Regions from separate parts of the Homo sapiens genome. Here all the other regions are linked to region 1. Evidence: chromatin loops called from intact Hi-C (ENCODE). Cell type or tissue: dorsolateral prefrontal cortex. All regions are shown on one strand.

What was found. A loop is a pair of places that touch in the nucleus more often than their neighbours do. Peaks named below come from ENCODE experiments on the same cell type or tissue, not always from the same donor. Only the 100,000 strongest peaks of a DNase experiment are listed, where the experiment ranks them.
Region 2: a loop joins it to region 1, with 5 times the contacts of the local background. A loop is called at or near these places in 11 of 110 quality-filtered maps.
Region 3: a loop joins it to region 1, with 2.2 times the contacts of the local background. A loop is called at or near these places in 4 of 110 quality-filtered maps.
Region 4: it touches region 1 in a loop (8-fold over the local background); 9 of 110 quality-filtered maps call a loop at or near these places.
Region 5: it touches region 1 in a loop (1.9-fold over the local background); 17 of 110 quality-filtered maps call a loop at or near these places.

Annotation. Positions count from the first base shown.
Region 1 is chr7:105,266,657-105,271,656 of GRCh38, reverse strand. The region is part of intron 2 of SRPK2 (SRSF protein kinase 2); the gene reads left to right. Among named protein-coding and RNA genes, the nearest start is that of SRPK2, 120 kb to the left of the region's middle. RefSeq lists an enhancer at 2,550-2,839. In dorsolateral prefrontal cortex, CTCF peaks have their summits at 2,291 and 2,641; no DNase peak of the experiment used is centred here; H3K4me3 peaks cover 3,596 bases; H3K27ac peaks cover 3,730 bases.
Region 2 is chr7:105,385,201-105,390,200 of GRCh38, reverse strand. SRPK2 (SRSF protein kinase 2) reads left to right here and starts at 1,280. Exons shown (of 16, transcript NM_182692.3): 1 at 1,280-1,410; 2 at 1,499-1,553. The coding sequence starts at 1,395. RefSeq lists silencers at 910-1,079, 1,180-1,229, 1,240-1,309, 1,340-1,469, 1,810-1,929 and 1 more. In dorsolateral prefrontal cortex, CTCF peaks have their summits at 2,140 and 2,340; DNase peaks (open chromatin) are centred at 950, 1,280, 2,110 and 2,360; H3K4me3 peaks cover 2,268 bases; H3K27ac peaks cover 1,334 bases.
Region 3 is chr7:105,333,688-105,338,687 of GRCh38, reverse strand. The region is part of intron 2 of SRPK2 (SRSF protein kinase 2); the gene reads left to right. Among named protein-coding and RNA genes, the nearest start is that of SRPK2, 53 kb to the left of the region's middle. In dorsolateral prefrontal cortex, a CTCF peak has its summit at 2,530 (motif pointing right); no DNase peak of the experiment used is centred here; H3K27ac peaks cover 391 bases.
Region 4 is chr7:105,150,102-105,155,101 of GRCh38, reverse strand. The region is part of intron 7 of SRPK2 (SRSF protein kinase 2); the gene reads left to right. Among named protein-coding and RNA genes, the nearest start is that of KMT2E, 140 kb to the right of the region's middle. In dorsolateral prefrontal cortex, a CTCF peak has its summit at 2,031 (motif pointing left); a DNase peak (open chromatin) is centred at 1,991; H3K27ac peaks cover 2,905 bases.
Region 5 is chr7:105,207,818-105,212,817 of GRCh38, reverse strand. The region is part of intron 2 of SRPK2 (SRSF protein kinase 2); the gene reads left to right. Among named protein-coding and RNA genes, the nearest start is that of SRPK2, 180 kb to the left of the region's middle. In dorsolateral prefrontal cortex, no CTCF peak of the experiment used is centred here; a DNase peak (open chromatin) is centred at 1,948; H3K4me3 peaks cover 1,065 bases; H3K27ac peaks cover 3,272 bases.

The sequences.
Region 1 (5,000 bases):
TAATAAGTCATATCAGTATGGACATCCAGGTACCCCCGATTATGGCAGGTGTTGTGGTGGAATGGAAATCAGTTAAATGGCTTCTGGAATTCTTCACGAATGTGGGGAATTACCAGACCTATGGATGATAAGGACAGGGAGGAGTTGATGGTAGCATAGACAGAGTATGTGGGCCTCAAAGGATACAGTATCATAGTGTTAACGTTCCTTGATTTCTGAGTCCTTCTGGAGCGATGAACAAATCTGAAGGTTTAGAGATAAGGTGAAAATGAAGTTGGAAACCTTTTCATGTATTATTAGAATCCTCTTTGGTTTGGGGCTTCCAGTGTCACCAGTCAGAATATGGTTTATAGCTTGAACTTTTCTTTCCAGTGTTTACAAGATAGGCATTAACTTCGTTAGAGCTGTGTAATTTAATCTTGGGCTTTTTCATCTTAAGTGCATTGATATACGTACGTATACTGAAGTGTGAACTTTTTGTTGTTTTGGAATACAAAATTGCCATGATGAAGATGGATTCAAGTGTAATCTCTTTTCTGAAGCAGCAAGTTGATACATGGAGCACAATTCTCTAGGAAGGGAGGCTGAGATACAGATTAAAGTTAAGTTCCCACCTACAATAACACTACAGTGATAAAAATGGGGATGTTGAGGTTGATGATAAGAAGGAGAAGGTGGATTTAAACTATGGAAAAACCATTTAACATTGGACAGGCCTGGTATCCTTCATTAACTAATTCAGTAAATATTTATTGAGAGATGAAGCAGGGAGGGCTCATGGCATCCCAGGCACAATACTACTTTATTTTCATGGGTTATTTCATTAAATCCTTGCCACAGCCTTTCAGATATATGTTATTATCCTCATTTTACAGGAGAGGAGATAGAGGCTTTAGAGAGTTTAAGTAATTTCTCCAAGGTCATACAGCTATTAAAAATGGCAGAGGAGGCCTGGTGCTGTGGCTCATACCTGTAATCCCAGCACTTTGGGAGGCTGAGGTGGGCGCATCATCTGAGGTCAGGAGTTCAAGACCAGCCTGACCAACATGGTGAAACCCTGTCTCTACTAAAAAGACAAAAAATTAGCTGGGTATGGTGGCGGGCGCCTGTAATCCCAGCTACCCGGGAGGCTGAGACAGGAGAATCGCTTGAACCCGGGAGGCGGAGGTTGCAGTGAGCCGAGATTGTGCCATTGCACTCTAGCCTGGGCAACGAGTGAAATTCCATCTCAAAAAAAAAAAAAAAAGGGCAGAGGAGGCTGTTCCTAAATCCAAGGCAGAGTCTGAGCTCTGACACCCTGCTCCTTCCAAAATGAGGGGAGGGGCCCTGCTGAGGGCTCACTGTGGCGCCATGTGCCTGATCCTCAAGGTGAGTCTCAGCACCACCCCAGCTATAGGCGCTGTGCTCTGCTCTCCCAGTGGCTCGGCAGCTTGGCTACACCCTGTGGTAGATTCTGCTCTCTCATCAGGTATTCATGCCGCTTTTATAATGCTCATTGAAGTTATAAGCTTAAAAATTTGGGAAAAATCCTTATTTTAACAACGCTGAGAGGATATTTCTGTACAGGTCCATTGTATTTTATGGAACTAATTTTTATTCCTTTTTCCTTTACATCTTCTCATATTCAACTTTGATTTATATAGTCAACATTTTAAAAAAAATTTGCTTTACTGCTTAAAAAACTATTGAGGTCTATTTTGAAATCCTGGTACTGTTGATAGCATTTTATTGGCACTAATTTATTTTTTAGTATGTGAACTTTTTATTATGAAAGCACACTTCAGTTTTAAAAATCCAGTTGGAAATACTTATTAGGGATAGGAAAACAGCTTTACACATGAAATAGTCTGGGTAATAGGACCATGTCAGTTTTATTAACTTAAAATTATGTGCTTTAGTCAGTCGTTGATGTTTTAAAGGAAACGTGTTAGATTGTCTCCTTATCTTTTCCCTCTCTTATTTTCACCCTTCCTTCCCTTTTAGTCTGTTATCTCCCTTCCAAATCAGTATCAGCAATTATCTTTTAATTAAGTTGAACTGGTGCTTACATTCCTGTTGTAGATGTCTATTGTCAATCCTTTCCTAAAAGGACAAATATATTATCTCTGCTCGGTAAATGGGTGTTGCTGTTCACTTGTACTGTACTGCTAAGGAGGAGGGGAAAATTAAGGTATAAAATCAGAAGTCTCTTTCTAGAGGAGTTAGGAACACTAGATATTAAATGTGTCTTTAATTAAACACAATCAAGAAATTAAAACAAAGGTTAAACATTTTGAAATCTATACATCGGGGTTCTGGTTTAATATTTCATTCTTAAGTGACAAAAATGATTCACTGAGCCATATTTTTTAGGGCTAGTGAAATAGAAACAGCCAAGGGTTGCATATCTGTTTATTACAGCCTGTGACGTGATTACCCAGGCTTCTCAAATTATCTAGTATATTTAATTCAGATGTTCAAGATTTCTTGTTTGTATTTTATTTTGCTAAATTGAAAATCATCTTGTAGAACCATGCTAGTTCTACCTTAAAAAAGAAAACACCCCTCTGCTTTAAAGAAATGGTACTTCCTGCTTTCATAAACAGTCATGTGCATAGTTTAGCAAGGCCTGATGCCTCTGGAGCTTTTTCCCTTTATAGCACCATTGAATCCCAGTCCTAACAGAAGTACTGCGAATCTTGTGGCCTCATTCTGAACAAAAGGGATTAGAGAAGAAAAATCTCTTGATATAAGGCTTGAAAGCAAGGGCAGGCAATCTTGGTTGTGAATATTTTCTGATTTTTCCAGAAATCAAGCAGAAGATTGAGCTGCTGATGTCAGTTAACTCTGAGAAGTCGTCCTCTTCAGAAAGGTACAGCTACATCTCTTGCATGAACAATTAATGGTGTAGCATTGCTAAGAAACAAACCAGGACATATTTTTTTTTCTTGTCAAGTTTGCTATATAACGTATTGTCCTGCATGCTGGTATTGTGCTGTATTGAAGATGTGTATTGGGGCAAGCTGTTCTGCTTTTGCAAAGGGTGATTGATTTTTTTAAGAAAAATAGTGGAGCCTGATCAGCTGCAGCATGCACACCATAACACAGCAGACCGCTGGTTCATGTGTGACAGCTGTTGAAGGCTTTAAAAATAATTTAGCTAAAAAGCAGAAAAGAAAAATCTTGCTTTTTTAAAGGGAAATGCTGTGAGGTTTTCTTCCTATATGTTGAGGTTGCTGCTCTACAGAATTACGAAGGTTATTTGTAAAATGTAGGTTAAAAATACTTGATTTTGGGTTGTAATAAATATTTATTCTTATATGGTAAGGGAGTGCCATTTGTAAATAGCTTAGGAATTGCAAACCCACAGATTAGTCACATTCTGTAAGAGAGATATGATGCTTCTTCAAGTCTGTGCTAGGAAATGGAACAGTCACTGCATGCAGTAATGGTTCATGCCTGCAGGTAAGGACAAAATGACTCAGAAGTATTTTTAAAGCAATTATTTTATCTGTCAATCATATGATTATATCTGAAAAGAGATATTTCATTAAAATGACTGTTTTGCCTTATAAAAAGAATTAAGATATTTTTATCTGAAGTCAGAAATAAGGCTATAGTTGCCTATTTTGATATGCAAATATTGTATACAGTTCTGTTTACCAAAATAGTGTATACTACATGATGTCTTAAATTGAGATTCCTGGGCATACAGTTGATGCTTACCTTTCTCTTGGTTACCTAATAGGTTATACTTAATATTGATATTTTATACTTAAGGTATATGTTGATTTATCTTTTCTAGGGTTTGCAGGGTTATCTTTTTTGTTCATAGATGTAATATTTAGAAAAATAATGGAGAAATAATGTGGTAGTTAAGGAATGATACAGAAAAAATACAAAAAAAATGAGTTGAAGAACCTACCATGGTAAAATGGATTTATTTAAAGTATGCTAGTATATGAAGGACATAATCTGATGTAAAATTATCATTTTAAATTGATTTATTAGTATAATCAGGGGAAAAAGCTTATGGCTCTAACTTAGGGCATCACAAATAAAAATGATGTTACTGCTTTTGTTAGAGACTGAAAGTAGAAAATTTTAGGACTGCTAGTGTTTATTTTTGTGTGGCTTCTAACTTTTGGTTTGTGGCTAGCCATCTGATCTTAAGCATTCTGTTTGCTGAGATGAGAAACAGTCTTCAGCCTTGTGAATATTCTGCCAGTAAAATGGTGGTGATGGGAAGGGTAGAAGAGGGTGGTGTGCATAGTGAACGAGCTGGGTATCAGCTGTAATGTTAGAGTTTGGTACTAGGAAGAGCACACTTAATGAGATGACAGTAATAATTACATTAGCTTTTTGGAATATCATGAATTCTTTACTGATAAATTGAGGGTTGGACAGAGTGGATGAATATTATTGAGAAACAAATTAGGAGTGGATGAGGTTTTCTGGTTAAAATACATTCTGTAAGGAAAGATATTCTAAGATATTTTAGTGATTTTATTTATTTACTTACCTACACTCTGGTGGTTATTTGAAGGAAAGGGAGGACGCATGTGGTCATGATTTTAAAGTTTAGAAATCAGCCACTATTGCTTCTGATAACTTCATGCACAGTTTTACCAGAGATTACTTAATTTATGTATTATTATTTCATGGCCATTATGCTGTCCTGACTTAATGGTTGATAAATGTAGCTTATAAATCAGACAACACTTTGCAAACATAGAAGTTGTTTCGTTAATGTAGATATATTACAACAAGAAGGTACTCTCCCTTGCCCCTACTTTTTATTAAAAGTCATATGGTAATGAACAGTCAAATCATTTGTCTTTTTAATTTGTTTGGAGGAACTTGAAAAATAAGAATCTGAAGTTTAAAAAGAATTTATGGCTTGTAACACTATATCCTGTCCAGGAATTTAACACCTTACAATATCATGTAGCATTATCATTACATTCTTAAATTCCTTGTTCACCAGTCCAGCTACATTTTAAGAGTTTTTGCTTTCACTT
Region 2 (5,000 bases), 120 kb before region 1:
AATTCTGATTATGTGGGAGATTATCTTTATTCTTAGTAGATATGTACTGAAATATTTAGGGATAAAGGGTAACAGTGTCTACAAAAACTCAAGTGATTCAGCAAAATAAACCATACACACAGACACATAGATAGCAAATGTGGCAGAATGTTAAAAATTGGTGAATATGGGTTAATTTGGCTGTTAATTGTATTTTCCTTGTAACTTTTCTATAGGGTTTGATATTTTTTTGAATATAAAAAGTTAAGGACTCTTCAAAATCCAAGCAGAGTTTCCCGTTCTGATTTATCATCCTTAGTGTAAGCCACCTTGTCAAAGATACAGTTGTGTGACCAATGAGGGAGTTAATAGTCAGAATGCGTATCTTTCAAAAACTATTGTAATTATTTACATAAATAAGAGAACATTGCAGTTATCTTTTTGTGTCACTATCAACTTGATTCACATCTTTTGTAGGCAGCCTGATAAGGTGGTTTGTCGACGGCCAGGCCTGAATTTCGATCCTGGCTGGTTAAACTTTTTAACCTCGTTGGGACTCAGTTTCCTCATTGTAGGATGCAGAAAATAACTACTTGGTGTGATTGTTGTTTTGAATTGTTATACACCTGGTGTTTACGGAAGCGAGTTTCAATTCATGTGCAAAACCTTTGTCCTACCTTGAATGCTATCTGTATCTTTTCCTTCATTAAACTCATGCAATCCTGGAGGGCACTTAGAGGTGGGAGAGAAAATGACTTCTCCAAGGTCACACCGCTAATCGCGGACCCAGGTTTCCCAGCTTTTGGTCGTGTGCCCTTTCCACGCCTGCCGGAGAGGAGGAAGCGGCGCTCATGGGGTTGCAAGGATGTAGAGGAGCAAAGGGAGAGAAGAGGCCGCGGGAAGAGAGGTGGTGCGAGACCCGCGGAGGCGCCGGCCAAGGACGGGCGCATGGAGCAGCGGGCGGCGCGACCGGCCGGGGTGCGGAGGGGAGAGGCCGCGGCGGGGAGGGAGGGTCCCGCGGGTCCGGTGCCCGGGAGAGGCGGGCGGCCTGGGCCAGCCGCAGGATCGCAGGAGGCGGAGGCCCGGGCCGCGGGCTGGGGTGGGGGAGGCCGAGGGCCAGCGCGGCCATGGGCGGCGGCCACTTCTGCACAGGTGGGTGGGGCGGGGGCGCGGGGCGCTGGGCGCGCGGCGCTGGGGTCCCGACCCCCGGGGCCGGCGGGTGGGGGCGGGGCGGGGGCGGGGCCGGACGGGGGCGGGTCTTGCTGGGTCCCTGCTGGAGCGGCGGCGGCGGCGGCGGCGCAGGCGCGGTTCTCGTCTCCTCCCGGCCGGCGGAGCGAGTGGAGGCTGCAGCCCAGCTCGTCTCGGCGCCCGCGTCGCCGTCGCGAAGCCCCCCGCCCCGCTTCCGCCGCGTCGGAATGAGCTCCCGGAAAGGTGAGTGGCCCGCGGCGCGCCCTCTCCCCGCCACGCGGCCAGCCCGGGCGGGCGGCCCGACCGTTAATGTGTGTCTTCTCTTCCCCAGTGCTGGCCATTCAGGCCCGAAAGCGGAGGCCGAAAAGAGAGAAACATCCGAAAAAGTGAGTCCACGCTGCGCCTGTCCCCGTTCCCCACCCCCGCCCCGTCGGGGGCGCCCGCGGCCGCGCAGGGGAAAGTTGTCCGGGTCCCCGGGCCGGCGGGCGGGCTGGTCCCCCGGGACGCTGGCGCTCGGCTCCTGCCCCCGGCGGGCGGCCCGGGGGGAGGGGCGGCGGCGGGGGAGGGGCGCGCGGGCCGCGGCCGGTTCCCTAGCATCACGGAGCCTCGACCCCGCGACCTCCCGCCCCGGGTCGCCACCGGCCGGCGGGCGGGAGGCCGGCGGAAAGGCGCCGGGCAGGGCGTGCGCACCCGTCCCTTGCCCGCGAGCTGGCCCGGGGGTCGCGGCCCTTTCCGGAAGGGGCCCCGGCGTCTGCCGCTGGGCTCCGGCCCGCCCGCTGCGGGAGTGCAGCGGCTGCGTTGCTCCCACCTGAGCCGCGGGCCGAGGAGGCGGAGGGGCCGAGTGTGCGGGAGGGCGTGTGTCTCGCCTCCCCTTCCTCCCCGGCCCCCGCCTGTCGGCCTTTCTGCTGAGAACCTAAGCTGGTTGTCAAGTGGTTTGCCTCGGGCGTGTTCCTGGCGCGAGTTCAGCCCCGAGACCTGTGCGTTTCGGCTCTCGGGTTTGGATTCGAAACTTTCCGCTCGGGTTGAGCGTGACTTGGGTGCGCTGCGGGCGCCGGGGTCGCGGGCTGCGCAGGGCGGTGGGCGTGTGCGCGGGAGCCGGTCGGAGTGGAAAACGCGCCCGTGGCGGCCACCTCCAGCCTGGCCGCTCACCCGAGCAGGGGGGCCGCTGCCCAAGAACCCTTTCCTGGAGAGCTGCTCCGAGACCGCACAGCGCCGCCGCGTCTTCTCCTTTTCCACTCCTCTCTCCTAATTTTTTTGATTTACCAGCGTTCGACATCGTTATCTCTTCCTCTAGATTAATTGCTTCGCTCTTTTGAGCAAGAATACTCTGTGTGGCATCTTTGGTACTGTGGGGAACGAGAATCCAGCATTATCTTTAATAAAATCCAGAAACATTTTTGGTTGTTTCCTTTGAGGGGTACGTCGCAGCACGCTCACTTTTTTCCCCTTCTCGTTGGCCTTGGTCCTTCAGTTTCACAAAATGTGGATAGTGACTTAAAAATACCTTAAAAAAAAAAAAAAAAGAAAAAACCATTAGAGTAAGGGGAAAGCACTTCCTAAAGAGTTGAAGAACTAATTGGTCGGTAAAAATTGGATATTGAATTCATAAGATGTTAAAATGGACTGGATTTTTGGTAGTTTTGGTTGCTTTTAAAAAAATTAGTGCTAGCTTTCAAGTGAATTACAACCTTAAATTTGAGATTTCCTTTGGTGAACCATGGAAGTTTACCCAGTGGTAAGGAGAACTGTAATGTTTAGGATTCTGAATAAGTACTGTGTTTTAATCACAGCTCTTAATTCAAAGCATTGATTTAATTCCACGTAGTCTGTTATACTCAGAAACATAAAAACAAGTGGAAAAAGTATGACCCCAGTGTCGGAGATGGCTATGTGTGCATGTATATACAAATAGACACGTATATGTGCATGTTACCTTTACGTACATGTGGAAAAACAGTTCTAATTAAGTCAATATGTGTCTTGTATTTGCATATATTAGAGTATGATTTTCCTAATGGTCGAGGGCCTTTTTGGTGGGCCGCAGTTTGGATTTATGTGGTATGTTGATGAAGACTTAGTGAATAGCCACAGTACTCAGCTTTTCCTCTCACAGATTAATCTGCCAGTTTCTCCCACTGTGTATTGTGTATATGTGATAGAATTTGAGGGGGAAAATAACACACCAGCTAATGATGAAACGAACTGGCTCTAGTCTGTAAGGTAACGGGACCAGCCCAATTATATAACTGATTGAGGCATTGCCATTTTTCACTTAACTCTTTGAATCAAGTCATAATTTTATTTAATAATTTTTTTGAGGCAGAGTTTCGCTCTTGTCGCTCAGGCTGGAGTGCAATGGCCCAATCTTGGCTCACTGCAACCTCCGCCTCCCAGGTTCAAGGGATTCTCCTGCCTCAGCCTCCTGAGTAGCTGGGATTACAGGCACCCGCCACCAAGCCTAGCTATTTTTTTTGTATTTTTTAGTAGAGACGGGGTTTCACCATGTTGGCCGGGCTGGTCTACAACTCCTGACTTCAGGTGATTCACCGGCCTCGGCCTCCCACACAGCTGGGATTACAGGTGTGAGCCACCGTGCCCGACCTGAATCAAGATATTATTTAAAAGAACTGTTTGATGTTATTTATTTATTCATGTCTTCAATAGGTATTTACATGTCTGTCTTCGGAGATGGTGTTAGAGGTTGTTTTTTTTTTTTTTTTGAGACCGAGTCTTGCTCTGTTGCCCAGGCTGGAGGGCAGTGGCGCGATCTCGGCTCACTGCAAGCTCCGCCTCCCGAATTCACGCCATTCTCCTGCCTCAGCCTCCTGAGTAGCTGGGACTACAGGCGCCCGCCACCACGCCCGGCTAATATTTTGTATTTTTAGTAGAGGTGGGGTTTCACCGTGTTAGCCAGGATGGTGTCGATCTCCTGACCTCGTGATTCGCCCGCCTCGGCCTCCTAAAGTGCTGGGATTACAGGCGTGAGCCACCAAGCCCGGCCGGTGATAGAGTTTTGAACAAGACAAAGCTCCTTGCAAAGCTAACCTTGGGAGGTTTGGGGAAAACCACAAAGAGGGTGACAAGATAATTTCAGATAGGGCTAAGGGATAGGAAGAAAATGAAGATGGGACATGTTAAGTAATAATAATAGATGACATTTGAACACTGTGCCAGTCACTCTGTCGATTGTTTTACATATACCTTGTGACAACCCTAAGAGGTAGGCACCGTTATTACGGACATTTTACAGGTGAAACAGGGACACAGGAAAAGTAAGTAACATGCCCAGCTGTTGAATCAAGGCAGCCCGGGACCAGAGTCCACTCTCTGAGAAATGGCATTTGGGCAGGATCGAGAATGAGGAGGAGATCCAGTGTGGCAGAGGCCCTGGGGAGGAATGGGCTGGAAGTATTCGAGAAACCCAAAAGTAAGAGTGGCCTGAGTGGCCCAGAGAGGTTGATGGGAGGCAGGAGTCAGAGCGTGTCTACCCTCGTAGGCCATTGGAGGCTTACATGTGGAAGGGACAGGTTCTGATTCCTGTTTAAAAAGAGGGCTGCTGTCCGGGCGCGGTGGCTCACGCCTGTAATCCCAGCACTTTGGGAGGCCGAGGCGGGCGGATCACGAGGTCAGGAGATCAAGACCATCCTGGCTAACACCCCGTCTCTACTAAAAATACAAAAACAAAATTAGCCCGGCATGGTGGCGGGCGCCTGTAGTCTCAGCTACTCGGGAGGCTGAGGCGAGAGAATGGCGTGAACCTGGAAGGCGGAGCTTGCAGTGAGCCGGGATTGTGCCACTGCACTCCAGCTTGGGCGACAGAGCGAGACTCCATC
Region 3 (5,000 bases), 67 kb before region 1:
AATTAAGAAAATTTAACCCCTGATAAAAGTGATTTGAACAGGCCACTTAATTACAACAGAATACTAGCCTTTAAGGTCAGTGCTTTTAGCTTGAGACCCTTAGGTTGGACTTTCATATTATCTTAAAAATCTGCGGGGCACAGTGGCTTATGCCTGTAATCCCAGGACTTTAGGAGGCTGAGTGGATCACCTGAGGTGGATCCACCTGAGGTCAGGAGTTTGAAATCAGTGTGGCCAAGATAGTGAAACCCCGACTCCACTAAAATTACAAAAAAATCAGTCAGCCGTGGTGGTGCTGGTGGCCTGCGCCTGTAATCCCAGCTGCTCGGAAGGCTGAGGCAGGAGAATCGCTTGAGCTGGGGATGTGGAGGTTGCAGTGAGCGGAGATCATGCTACTGCAGCCTGGGAGACTGTCTCAAAAACAAAAAACAAAACAAAACAAAAAAACTTGTAACAATTTTTACTAAATTTATTTAAAGATGGTAAAGTTTCTACTCACCTTTTATTTTTGCCTTGTAATAATTTCAAATTAGTACTTTATCTTAAAACATTTTATTTTCAGGGTTTTGGTTCTAGGAGTTACATTGAAAAAGTTTTTTTTTTTTTTAATATTCTTTCTTTTTTAAAGTTTTTTTTAATTATAGGAAACTTCAGACTTAGAAACTGAGCTGATAGCATATGAAACCCCTAAGTACTTGGCACCTAAATTTAACAATCATTAAGATTTTGTTCCATTTTTTTTCTTTTTTGCAACTGTATTTAAAAGCAGTTGGCATATTATTGTTATATCTCTTGCATATTATTTCTCCCTTACATATTTCTATATACATCACTGTCTTAGTTGACCCGGGCTGCCATAACAAAATACCATAGACTGGGTGGCTTAAAACAACAGACATTTCTTTCTCACAGTGCTAGAGGCCGAAAGTCTGAGATCAGGCTGCCAGCATGGTCAGGTTCCAGGAGGGCCCTGTTCTTGGCTTGCAGATGCCTTCTGTCTCACTGTGCCATCGCGCTTAGGAGAGTTAGGGAGCAAGCTGTCTGGTGTCTCTCTTTATATAATCCTATCATGAGGCCAGTGGTGGTGGCTCATGCCTGTAATCCTAGCACTTTGGGAGGCTGAGGTGGGTGGATCACCTGAGGTCAGGAGTTTGAGACCAGCCTGGCCAACATGGTGAAACCCTGTCTCTACTAAAAATAAAAAAATTAGCTGGGCTTGGTGGCAGGCGCCTGTAATGCTGGCTACTCGGGAAGCTGAGGCAGGAGAATCGCTTGAACCGGGGAAGCAGAGTTTGCAGTGAGCTAAGATTGTGCCATTGCACTCCAGCCTGGGCAACAGAGCAAGACTCCATCTCAAAAAAAAAAAAAAATCCCTTCATGAGCCTCACTATCATTGATGCCTTCCTCTAACCCTAATTACCTGCCAAAGGCCCCACCTTCAGATATCACACTGGGGGTTAAGGCTTCAACATACGAATTTTGGGGGGACACAATTCAGCCCACAGCAATCATGCATTTATTACATAATCATAATGCATTATCACAATCAACAAAATTAACATAATTTTTCTGGTGTCATCTAAAAATCAAGGCATGGGTGGCTCATGCCTGTAATCCCAGCTCTTTGGGAGGCCGAGGTGGGTGGCTCACTTGAGGTCAGGAGTTCGAGACTAGCCTGGCCAACATAGTGAAACCCCATCTCTACTAAAATTACAAATATTAGCTAGGTGTGGTGGCGGGTGCCTGTAATCCCAGCTACTTGGGAGGCTGAGGCAGGAGAATTGCTTGAACCTGGAGTCAGAGGTTGCAGTGAGCCAAAATGGCACCATTGCACTCCAGCCTGGGCAACAGAGCGAGACCCTGTCTCAAAAAAACAAAAAACAGAAACTCAATCCATGTTCACATTTCCACAGTTACTGTAGGGAATGCCTTTTTACAGTTGATTTATTAGAATTGGGAACTCAGAGTGTTAAATTTGTTATGCTTTTAAAATCTGGAAGTAGTTTTAAAAGTAGTTCAGTAAGACAACAGACTCTTTCCTCAATGTGTAGTATGAAAAAGGAATTTAGAGGAGAGATTGCTATAGAGTAAAATTTACTTAAGACGTATAACAACAAATGTAATGAGAACTTTTTTTTTGGTTTTCAGTCCTAAGAAATCAACTGTAAAAAGATGGTAATACCCTAAATTCTATATAACTCCAATATTCTGAAAAACTGGTACATATACATGTTTGAGTTGTAAATTTAAAAATAACATCTTGAAAGTATTTTCATTAAAGGTTTTATATTTCTAATAAATTATAATGGTATTTTAAAACAGTCCCAACACACTAAAGAAAAATTTGAGTGAAGATACTGTCAAAAGTCAAGCCACCATTTTGTGAGGTAACTTTACAGACTTTTCCAAAGCAGAATTTATCATAGTAGTTTAGTAAAACGTTGTAAAGAAAAGAACATTACTTTTTTTCTCTGTGTTTTCTATTAACTGTAGTGAATATTTGATGTGAAATGCCATTCAAATATGAATTTAACCAGTAGGTGGCAACAAATCAATATCCAAATTTATTTTTAAGAAAAGTTCAAGAAAAATACTATAAATTGTAAATAAGATAACATTTGATTTTTTTCATAAATAAACATTTTGTGCTTTTGGCTTTAGTAAATGTTATTTAATTTGAAAATTTGGTATATATTTTATTTTTATACGATAAGCAAAGTTTTTTTTTTTTTAGATGGAGTTTTGCTCTAGTTGCCCAGGCTGGAATGCAATGGCATGACCTCGGCTCACCGCAACCTCTGCCTCCCAGCTTCAAGCAATTCTCCTGCCTCAGCCTCCTGAGTAGCTGGGATTACAGGTGCCTGCCACCACGCTTGGCTAATTTTTTGTTTTTTTTAGTAGAGTCGGGGTTTCTCCATGTTGGTCAGCCTGGTCTTGAACTCCCGACCTCAGGTGATTTGCCTGCCTCAGCCTCCCAAAGTGCTGGGATTACAGATGTGAGCCACTGCGCCCGGCTGCTTTTTTTTTTTTTTTTTTAAAAGATGGTCTTGTTCTGTCACCCGGGCTGGAGTGCAGTGGCACCATCTCACTGCAACCTCCACCTCCTGGGCTCAGTCGAGCCTCCCACCTCAGCATCTCCAGTAGTTGGAACTAGAGACAGACAACACCATGACCAATTTTGAAAATGTTTTGTAGAAATGAGGTCTCACTGTATTTCCCAGGCTGGTCTGGAACTCCTAGGCTCATCCAGTTCTCCTGCTTCTGTCTCCCAAAGTGCTGGGATTACAGATGTGAGCCACGACATCCAGCCCAAGGTTCATTTTAAAGCTATGAGTTGATTTTTGATAATTGAATTATTTGCTCATAGTTCTTTTAAAATCTGAATGATAATGCAATTGTTTGCTTTATTATCTTGTGGCTATAAATAATCAGTCATGGAATTGGGAATTTTTTGTCTTCCTTTATTAGAAGTTTAATAATTATTTGATAATAAGTAGTGTTATTTATTTATTTTTTGAGACGGAGTCTTGCTCTTGTTGCTCAGGCTGGAGTGCATTGGTGCGATCTCGGCTCACTGTAGCCTCTGCCTCCTGGGTTCAAGCGATTCTCCTTCCTCAGCCTCCTGATTAGCTGGGATTACAGGCATGTGCCACCACACCTGGCTAATTTTTTTGTATTTGTAGTAGAGACGGGGTTTCACCGTGTTGGCCAGACTGATATCGAACTCCTGACCTCAAGTGATCTGCCCGCCTTGGCCTCCCAAAGTCTGGGATTACAGGCATAAGCTACTGCGCCCAGCCAATAAGTAGTGTTCTTTAAGTTAATTAATTTTTTTTTTGTTTTTTTTTTTTTTGGTCTGTATCCCAGGCTGGAAGGCTGGAGTGCAGTGGCATGATTTTGGCTCACTGCAACCTCTGCCTCCCGAGTTCAAGTGATTCTCCCGCCTCAGCCTCCTGAGTAGCTGGGATTACAGGCATGTGCCACCATACCTGGCTAATTTTTTTGCATTTTTAGTAGAGACTGGGTTTCACCATGTTGGTCAGGCTGGTCTCGGACTCCTGACCTCAAGTGATCCTCCTGCCTCAGCTTCCCAAAGTACTGGGATTACAGATGTGAGCCACCGTGCCCAGCCAAACTGTATACGTATTTTAATACCAGAAACATCAGGGCTAGGCGCAGTGGCTCATGCCTGTAATCCCAGCACTTTGGGAGACTAAGGCGGGTGGATCATGAGGTCGGAGTTCGAGACCAGCCTGGCCAACATGGTGAAACACCGACTCTACTAAAAATACAAAAATTAGCCAGGCATTGGCCGGGCGTGGTGGCTCACGCCTGTAATCCCAGCACTTTGGGAGGCCAAGGTGGGTGGATCACGAGGTCAAGAGATGAGACCATCTGGCCAGTGTGGTGAAACCCCATCTCTACTAAAAATACAAACATTAGCGAGGCATGGTGGCGTGTGCCTATAGTCCCAGCTACTTGGGAGGCTGAGGCAGAAGAATTGCTTGAACCCAGTAGATGGAGGTTATGGTGAGCCGAGATTGCGCCACTGCACTCCAGCCTGGCAACAGAGTGAGACTCTGTCTCAAAAAATAAAAAATAAAATAAAATTAGGTGGGCGCCTTTAATCCCAGCTACTTGGGAGGCTGAGGCAGGAGAATGACTTGAAACCGGAAGGCGGAGGTTGCAGTGAGCTGAGATCGCGCCACTGCACTCCAGCCTGGGCAACAAGAGCGAAACTCTGTCTCAAAAAAACAAAACAAAACAAAAACAAACTCAGAAACATCATAGCATTTTCTGATATAAATGACTGGAAGAAATCTGTGTATATTTATATGTTATAATGGTATAAATATAGTATATTAGTTGGTATTTAGATCAGTTATTACAGCATTAGGCTAGAATGTTTGGTAAATGGTACATAAAGCATGATACTGTTTATAAACATTTTCCAAAAGCTCATTACCAAATATTGTTAATAAATGTATATGTGTATTCTC
Region 4 (5,000 bases), 120 kb after region 1:
GGCTGCGGCAAGAGAATCACTTGGACTTGGGAGGCGGAGGCTGCAGTGAGCCGAGATCGTGCCATTGCACTCCAGCCTGGGTGACAATAGCGAAATTCTGACTCAAACAGACAAACAAGAATAAGGGTGGGCCAGGTGCGGTGGCTCACACCTGTAATCCCAGCACTTTGGGAGGCCAAGGCGGGCAGATCATGAGGTCAGGAGTTCTAGACCAGCCTGACCAATATGGTGAAACCCCATCTCTACTAAAAATACAAAAATTAGCTGGGTGTGGTGGCACGTGCTTGTAGTCCCAGCTACTCGGGAGGCTGAGGCAGGAATTGCTTGAACCCAGGATACGGAGGTTGCAGTGAGCCGAGATTGTGTCACTGCTGCTCTTCAGCCTGGGTGACAGACTCTGTCTCCAAACAAACAAAAAAAGTATAGCCATTAGATTTTATGAAGTAGATATTATAATATGTAACCAGATGAGACCTTTAAAACCCAATGTTTTTCCAGACTTCTCCCTTTGGGGTGCAACCCTCTAGTATGCCGAGAGCCACGGTGGTGCCCCGCAGGTCCTCTCACCTGTATCATTGGCTGATTTTGTCTCTCTACACTTAGTATTTATTTACCATTGTAATTCTTTCAGTGGCCCTGTTTATCAGTAAATTTTGTTATGACTGAACCAGTATTGTTCAAGTTCAGACCAGAAGCTTTCATGTCAATTTGGTAAACATTTTGATATTACTGGGTTTGTTCAGCATGGTAGTGCACACGATGCTGTATTGACTTGGAATTCTCCTCAGGATGTTGAGCCCTTGACTCAGGAAATGTGGTGAGGTGGCTCTGTTTCAAGGGACTAAGCTGCTTTCCTGAGCCATTGCTTTGTGCAGTCCCAGTGCTGGGCACAGCAGCTTTAACTTTCTTCCTGATGACATTCAGAAGTACAGCTGCTGGCTTTTCTCATTAATTCTCACCAGTTAGAGATGAAAGAAAAAGGAGCAGAGGCTATTTCAGGACAATGTGGGTAAGGACGCCGTCCCCTGGATTTTTGGTTTGAGCGTGTCTCTGGCTCTTGTCCTCTTTTATTGTTAACAGGTATTTCCAAGCTCCTCCATTGAGTTTAACATCTTGGTTTTCACAGGCAGTTGGTGGGACCTGCCTTGTGTGTTTCACTGTGGAAGGGAAATCTAGTGGAACCCTCAGTGTTTCCAGCAGGAAACTTCTAGGCTTGCGGAGAACCCCTCTGGTGTCCCGCACGCCCACAAGTAATTAATATTCTCAATGAAGAACTCCTGCTTGGGGTCGCCTCCTTCCTCTGCCAGCCCATCTGGCTGCCCACGTGGGTTTCTCTGGGTGCTTCATTAGGTTCTGTTACCCACAGAGTAGGAGGAGACAGAGTCTCCCTGCTCTGTGTCCTTTGTTCAGGTGTGGGAGGAAGAAAGTCCACCGCTTATCACCAGTAGCAGAGCATAATTTGGAAAGTTGCTCTCATTCTATTTCTTTTTACAGTTCAGAATTTTGGGGGAAGCTTTGCACTCTGGGCTGTGAGCAAGGCCAGGGAGACAGTCTTTAGAGGAGTCTCCACATTATGCTTGACTGTTCCCCGACTTATCTACAAGATTACAGGACCTATTTCAATCAAGTTGTGGTGGAGAGGAGCAGATTTGTGTTGCGAAGACCAGTAATAGATGGTATCTGACACAAATGTTGATGTACAGAAAGCAAGCTTTGAGACCATTTTAACCAAGCCCCTTATTTTGAAGATGAATTTGAGGTTCAAGGAAAAGAAGGAACTTTCTCTGAACCTGTAGCTAGTTAATTTGGAATGGGACTCGGGGCTTCTAGCTCCCAGCCCTAGACTTAGCCTTCTTTTCCGCACTGCTGCTGAACTCAAAGTCTGACTTTACCCAGAGAAACCTGGCACTTGTTCCTCATGTGTGTGAAATGGCTCCCTGAGTGGGATGATTGAGAGTCACGTCCCTGGCTCGTCTGGGCTTAGGTTGATCTCAGCTTCCCTGGCAGCCAAAGGATCTCTGCTGCCTCCTGCTGCTAGCACCAAGTATTAAGGTTTTTTGTTTGTTTTTGAGACGGAATCTTGCTCTGTCACCAGGCTGGAGTGCAGTGGCGCGATCTCGGCTCACTGCAACCTCCGCCTCCTGAGTTCAAGCAATTCTTGTGCCTCAGACTCCTGAATAGCTGGGATTACAGGCATGCACCACCACACCCAGCTAATTTTTGTATTTTTAGTAGAGATGGGGTTTCACCATGTTGGCCAGGATGGTCTGGATCTCCTGACCTTGTGATCCGCCCATTTCGGCCTCCCAAAGTGCTGGGATTACAGGCGTGAGTCACCGCGCCCAGCCGTATTAAGGTTTTTAGGCAAGAAAGATGAACATACTGTGATTTGACAAGTAAAAGCAACAGAGGAAAGAATTAGTAAAGACTTAACTCTGTCAGATTTTGCAAGGGGAGATCTATCCATGGGGATGAAACATGATTCCTTTTGGTTTGTGTTTTTGTTTTTCCCATTGTCACAGTTATCCTGTATAAATAATTGTAGGAGTTCTCGTCAATGTTGGTTGATTCTGGGGTGCATTATTACTTAAAACTTCACTGGAAAGACAAATGTTATTTTTGAAAATAAAACCATTTAAAAATAGTAGTTCTGGCCAGGCATGGTGGCTCACGCCTGTAATCCTAGCACTTTGGGAGGCCGAAATGTGTAGATCACCTGAGGTCAGGAGTTTGAGACCAGCCTGGCCAACATGGCGAAAACCCCGTCTCTACTAAAATACAAAAAGTAGCTGGGCATGGTGACATGTGCCTGTAATCCCAGCTACTAGGGAGGCTGAGGCAGGAGAATTGCTTGAACCCAGTAGGTGGAGGTTGCAGTGAGCCAAGATCGTGCCACTGCACTCCAGCCTGGGTGATAGAGTGAGACTCCATCTCAAAAAAAGAAAAAAGTAGTTCAAAATTAAATTATGGAATCAAAGTTTTGTTGCTGGGATGTACCATACGGGTTATCAAGTATAGTCCTTTTATATTAGAAATGGAAACAACTGAGACCCAGATAATTTTTTTTTTTTTTTTTTTGAGACAGAACCTCACTCTGTTGCCCATACTGGAGTGTGGTGACACGATCTCAGCTCACTGCAACCACCGCTTTCTGGGTTCAAGTGATTCTCCTGCCTCAACCTCCTGAGTAGCAGCGATTACAGGCATGCACCACCATGCCTGGCTTATTTTTGTATTTTTAGTAGAGAGGGGGTTTCACCGTGTTGGCCAGGCTGGTCTTGAACTCCAGACCTCAGGTGATCCACCTGCCTTGACCTCCCAAAGTGCTGGGATTACAGGTGTGAGCCATCGTGCCAGCCAACCCAGAGAACTTTAATAAGTGACTTAGGAAGCTGGATGTGGTGGCTCACACCTGTAATCCCAGCCACTTGGGAGGCTGAAGCAAGAGGATCACTTGAGGCCAGAAGCTTGAGGCTTCAGTGTGCTTTACTTACACCTCTGAATAGCCACTGCACTCCAGCCTGGGAACATAGCGGGATCCCATCTCTAAAAAGAAATTAATTTTTAAAAAGTGATGAAAAATCATAATTCAATAAGTCAATATCAGTACAAGTCTTCTGACTTAGATACGTTTTACCATTTAAGTTTCTTGTGTGCTAGACTTTGTTTTTGTGAGTTTTCCGTAGATTATTTCTAAAGCTTATTGCTACATTTGTGTGTAACAGGTGTTTCCCCCTCCCATAGATGAGAATGAAAGCTCAAACAGCTTAAACAGCTTGCCCAGGGGTAACACAATGAGTAAATGGTTGAGCAGTAATTTAAGAGCAGTCTGAATCCAAGGTCATGTTTTTAACGCTGCCCTGTTGCCATTTCCTTTAATGGTTTCAATTATCTTAACTAACTTTATTTGTCCCAGTGGCAAAGTATTTTTCTTGTGTTTATTGCCCATTGCTGTTTTAGGAAAGTTAGCCTAGTTGAGTGCAATAGCCAATTTTTTTTAAAAAAAATCTGGAACTTTAAGTTTTTACTGAGATCACTTCTTGCTTGTCATGAGGTGCATCATTGTCATTGGGACCTCATGTGAACACATTTGCACACTGAGGCACATTAACTCTTAACTGTGCAGCCTCCCGCACAGTGAATCAACCTTTGAACTGTGAAAGAAGCCAAGGTGGAAAGATAGGACAACTCTCGTGCATGAGAAAATGGTCAAATATATTTTAGGAAAGAAAGATACTGACATTTTTACCTTGAGATAGTATTTGATACCGAAATACAATTTTAGTTGGAAAACGATTTTTCAAAAATCGTATTCCTTTGACCTCTATGGGCTGGACATCATCAATGTGCCTATCCATTAATTTCTTGTACTTTTCAGAATCTCTTTTGTTGTTCAGATATAGAACTCCACATATTATTCAGTTTGCACCAGGAAGATGCATGAATGTCGTTGAATAACATGAGCCCATTGGATTGTGTTTCCTTCAAAAGTATAACCATGTTCTCCATGGAAATATTTTACATCATGTTATCTTTCTTACTATTGGTCCTTTGACATTTTATTTGCTTTTTTTCTTTTTTCCTTTTAGACAGAGTTTTATTCTGTCGCCTAGGTTGGAGTGCAGTGCCATGATCTCAGCTCACTGTGACCTCCGCCTTGTGCCTCAGCCTCTTGAGTAGCTGGGATTACAGGCGTGTGCTACCTTGCCTGTGCCACTATGCCTGTGCAGTTTTTTTGTGTTTTTAGTAGAGACAGGGTTTCGCCATGTTGGCCAGGCTGGTCTCGCACTCCTGGCCTCAAGTGATCTGCCTGCCTCGGCTTCCCGAAGGGCTGGGATTACAAGGCAAGGCTGAGCCCGGCCTTGACATTTTAAATGTAATTTAAACATATCCTAATTGCAGTATTATCCAAAACAGTAAATATTCTAAGGCAAAAAATGTCTTAAAATCTTATCCTAGTTTTATCTACTTCACTGGTACTTACTAGGAACTTGTCAGTA
Region 5 (5,000 bases), 59 kb after region 1:
ATGGATACAGAGCAACAACTGTACTGAGTTCTGAGTTCCAGTTTTTAATCATCTCTGTCCTGGACTAACAATTGCAGCGTTTTCCCATGAATTTTCTTTCTTCTTGCTTTTATCCTTTCTACCTGTTCTACACTCTAATTTCATATGTTTTTTGCAGAAAGCTAATCCTTGTTTCTATGGTTGCATTTCAGTGGCTACTACTTGCCTCAGGGATAGAGCCCAAGCTTCTTAGCATTGTGGTTTATTCTTTTGAATTGTGGATTATTCCTATGCCTAACCTCTTTCCTCTCTCCAGTCATACCAGATTAGTTTGGGCCTCTGTGCTTTTGATGATGTGGTTCCCTGAGACATGGACCTCCTGCAGTCAGCCTCATTCTGGCCAGTCTGTAAGATCACCTCTAGATGTCTCTGACTTGGCCCACTACCATCTCTGTTTCCATAACGATACCAGGAGCAGTTGCTTACATTTGTGTGTTTACATGCACTTTCCCCTCCTCACTAGACTGTACACCCCTCAGTGCTGGGCATCTGTGTGCTTCTGGGTAGTTGTAGAATCAGTGGATGTCATTTTACATGCATTTGGACTCACTGGTTTAACTTTTCTGTCAGTCTTTCTCCATTTCAGTAGTAATATTTTCTGTCAGATCCCACAAGTGTTTTATAAAATATTAATAGTACTAGTGGCATAAGACATATGTAGTGCTGAAATGCAATTTTAGAACCAGAGGTTTGCTTTTTGCAAAGAATATATGGAATTAATGTGTAAAATGGGAAGGATAAAAGCAAGAAACAAGGAAATTAATGAGGAAAAGTTAGTCCAGGAAATAGATGATAAAAACCTGAACTCAGAACTCAGTGAGGTGATCAGGCAGCAATACCTTTAGAACACCAACTCCTTTCTTTTCTAAAATGTAGATTAGTTGGGAAGCAGGTCTGATTTACTTACATCCTTACTAACTTTGAGTTGGCTGTGTACTACGTTCTAGAAAACAGTATGGTCTTAGGAAATAAGTAAGTAGTATTTGGCTTGGAATTACAATTGTTTGCTATTAGGACTTGGGGAGTGATATAGTTTGGATCTATGTCCCTGCCCAAATCTAATGTTGAATTGTAATCCCGAATGTTGGAGGTGGTACCTGGTGGGAGGTGATTGGATCATGGGGGTAGATTTCCACTTTGATGCTGTTCTCATGGTAGTCAGTGAGTTCTCCTGAGATCTGGTTGTTCTAAAAGTGTGTAGCACCTCCCCCCTCACTCTCACTCCTGTTACTGCTCCCACACTGTGTTGCGCCTGCACCCCCTTTGCCTTCCACCATGATTGTAAGTTTCCTGAGGCCTTCCCGGAAGCTTAGCAGATGCCAGCATCATTCTTCCTGTATAGCCTGCAGGACTGTGAGCCAATTAAATCTCTTTTCTTTATAAATTACCCAGTCTCAGGTATTTCCTTATAGCAATGCACGAATGGACTCATTCAGGGAATAAGATACTCCTATTCCCAAAAGAGAACTGTTTCCCATTCTGGATTACCCAGCTTAAGTCCCCTGGCCATTTCAATTATTTAAAAAAAAAAAAATCAGATCTTTTTGAGGCCAAAGTCTGATAATTCTCCATGATCTACTCTAGTACAGTTTGAGGAACTTGGCAGTGTATTCACTTTCACTTGCTGTGTAACAAATTACTGCACCCTTAGCAGCTTAAAACAACACCTGTTTATTAACTCACAGTTTTGTAGGACAGAAATCAGGGCAGCACAGTGTGGCTGGATTCTTACTAGACTGAAACCAAGGTGTTGGCCAGATCTGCAGCTCTCATCTGAGCTTCAGAGTTCTTTTCCAGCTCACTGGTTGTTGGCAGAACTCATTTCCTTGAGTTCGTAGAACTGAGGTCTTTGTTATCTTACTATTCTTCTAGCTGTTGGCAGGGAGCACCGTCACTCCTAGAGGCCACTGGCAGTTCTTTGCTCTCTGTGGCCCTAGTTCACAAATGATGTCTGCTTTTTTTCCAGGCAGCTGGAGCCCGCCGCTCCGCTTCCACTTCTTTGACCAGCCAAAGAAAACCCTCTGCTTTTAGGGACTGGTGTGATTAGGTCAGGCCACCCAGTGTGATCTCCCTTTGGCATGTAGTGTAGATAATTGGATAACAGGTGTAATATCTCACACTCACAGATCTACCCATACTCAAGAGAAGCAGGAGATTTAACATGGATGAGGGTCATTGAGGGTCATTGCACATTTAGGTTTGATTTACACAAAGTTTTTGAACTTAACCTTTCATTAAAGAGGAATACATGAAATTATCTGAAGTTCGAAACATTATCTGGTCCCAAGTATTTTGAATGAGGGATACTCAACCTATATTGACCGATTCTACTATTAATTAGAAATTGGGTATTTCTCAAGCTGACAGTAATTACCAAGAGAGGAAGAAGGAGGGAGGGAGGAAGGGAGAGAGAAAAGTTATAGATATAGGGTGGACATAGGGAGGAAAGAAAATGAAATTTGACTTTATGTGAATGTCCCTCAAATACTAACTGAAGAAATTCATCTGGAGCTCCTTTTCTTTATGTTTGATTAAAAATTAACTGAACTGTATTTCTTAAATTGTGTCAGTTGCCATCTAAGCTGATAGCAAAGGAGAGGACATTTTTCCTACTAAATGTAGAGTTTATTTTTTCTTTTCTCTGCTGAAAAGAAATACGCAGTAGCAGCTGAGAGGAAATCGGAACTCTCATCTGGTTGCCATGGCAATTTAGAGCAGATGAGACTTGTAGTTTCCTCGGTTGTTGAGTTTTTCCTCCCTTTTCTGACAGAGCAAGTGTACATGCAGAATATAGTATGAAGTACATAGCATGATGATAATTTTAGTATTATAGTATGATATTGAAAGAAAAATATTTTTAAGTTTTTTTAAACCACATTTTAAATTTAGAGTAATGATTAGAATTTTCTTTGTAGTGTAAAAATAAATATAGTTCTTTGTGAAAAATATAAGTAGCTAGTGGAATTTTGCTTTCTAAATTAATTTCATTCCCATCACTGAAGTGCTGTGTTTTTCTTTTTTCTCTCCTCCCCTCTTTTTCTCTTTTGCTTTGCTTTGCTCTTTTGTTTTCCTTTCTCTTTCCTTTTTCTTTTTTCTTTCTCCTTTCCTTTTCCTTTGCTTTCCCCTTTCTCCATTGTCCTTTCCCCTTCCCCTTTTCTTTCCCCTTTCCTTTTTCCTTTCCCCTTCCCTTCCCTTTCCCCTTTCCTTTTTCCTTTTCTATTTTCTTCTTTCTTTTTTTCCTGAGACAGGGTCTCACTCTGTCATGCAGGCTGGAGTGCAGTGCTATGATCTTAGCTCATTGCAGACTCGCATGCTCAAGCAGTCCTCTCACATCAGCCTCCTTAGTAGCTGGGACTGTAGATGTGTGCCACCACGCCCAGCTAATTTTTGTAGTTTTTGTGGGTATTGCCAGGTTGCCCAGGCTGGTCTCAGACTCCTGGGCTCAACTGATATACCCACTGTGGCCTCCCCAAAGTGCTGGGATCACCTGTGGGGGCCACTGCACCCGGCCTGAAGTGGTATATTTCTTTATATTTCTTATAGTACATGAAAACATGTTCTTAAATTAGCACCTTGTTTAAACTTTGGACCCTTAGATAAAATTTCAGTCTCCTTTTTAAAGAATTACAGATTAATTTTCACTCTGAATGTAGCTGAGCTTATTGTAAAAGAGACTATGCATATTGATTGCTTAAATCTCTACATAGATATTTGTTTCTTGAAGTCATACATTTTATAACGGTGTAGTGTTGGATATTTAAAATATCTATAGCTGTATTGGGGTTTTCTTTTATTTTTTTAAAAATTTATTGTTGTTTTTGTAGAGATGAGGTCTTGCTGTGTTGCCCAGGCTGGCCTCAAACTCCTGGGCTCAAGCGATCCTCCTGCCTCAGTGTCCCAAATGGCTGGGACTACAGGTGTGCACCACCACACCTGGCTTCTTTTATTTTTTAACAATAGCTTTTTGAAGTATAATTCACATAGCATACAGTTTGCTCATGTAACATATATATTTTAGTGTTTTTTATTATGTTCACAGAATTGTACAACCATCACCACATTAGGACATTTTCATCCCTCCTAACAGATATCCCATATCTACTAGCAGTCAGTCCCCATTTTCCTCCTTTTTTCTCCATTTCCCCAACCCCCGATATGAGCATCCACTGATTTACCCCATCTCTATAAATTTATCTGTTCTAGACATTTGATGGAAAATGGAAGATCATACAACCTGCGGTCTTTTCTGACTGGCATCTGTCACCCAGCATAAGGTTTTGGAGGATCCATCCATGTTGTAGCATATATCAGTACTTCATTTCTCTTTGTTAGTGAATAACATTCCCTTGTAATGATATACCCCATTTTATTTATCAGTTAGGGGACGTTTGGGTTGTTTCTGCTTTTCGTTAAAAATAGTAGTACTTCTCTGAACACTGTGGATGAGATTTTGCTGGATATATGCTTTCATTTCTCTTGGGTATATACTTGGGAGTGGAATTGTTGGGTTATTTGGTAATTTTATGTTTAAACTTTTGAGGAACTGCCAGACCGTTTTCCAAGATGGCTATGCTATATTACCCTTCCCACCAACAATGTTTGAAGATCCTTATTTCTTCATCCTTCCTTAAACTTATTATCTGACTTCTTTTAATAGCCATTCTAGTGGGTATGAAGTGGTGTCAGACTGTAGTTTTGATTTCCATTTCTCTGATTACTAATGATGTTGAGCATCTTTTCATATATTTATTGGTCATGTGTATATCCTCTTTGTAGAAATGTCTTTCCAATCCTTTTTATCCATTGTTAAATTAGTGTGTCTTTTTATTGTTGAGTTGGAAGAGTTCTTTATATATTCTAGATACAAGTCACTTATCACTTATCACTTATGATTTACAAGTACTTCCCCCCATTCTGTGGCCTTTAAATTTTCTTGATGGTGCCCTTTGAAGTACAAAAGT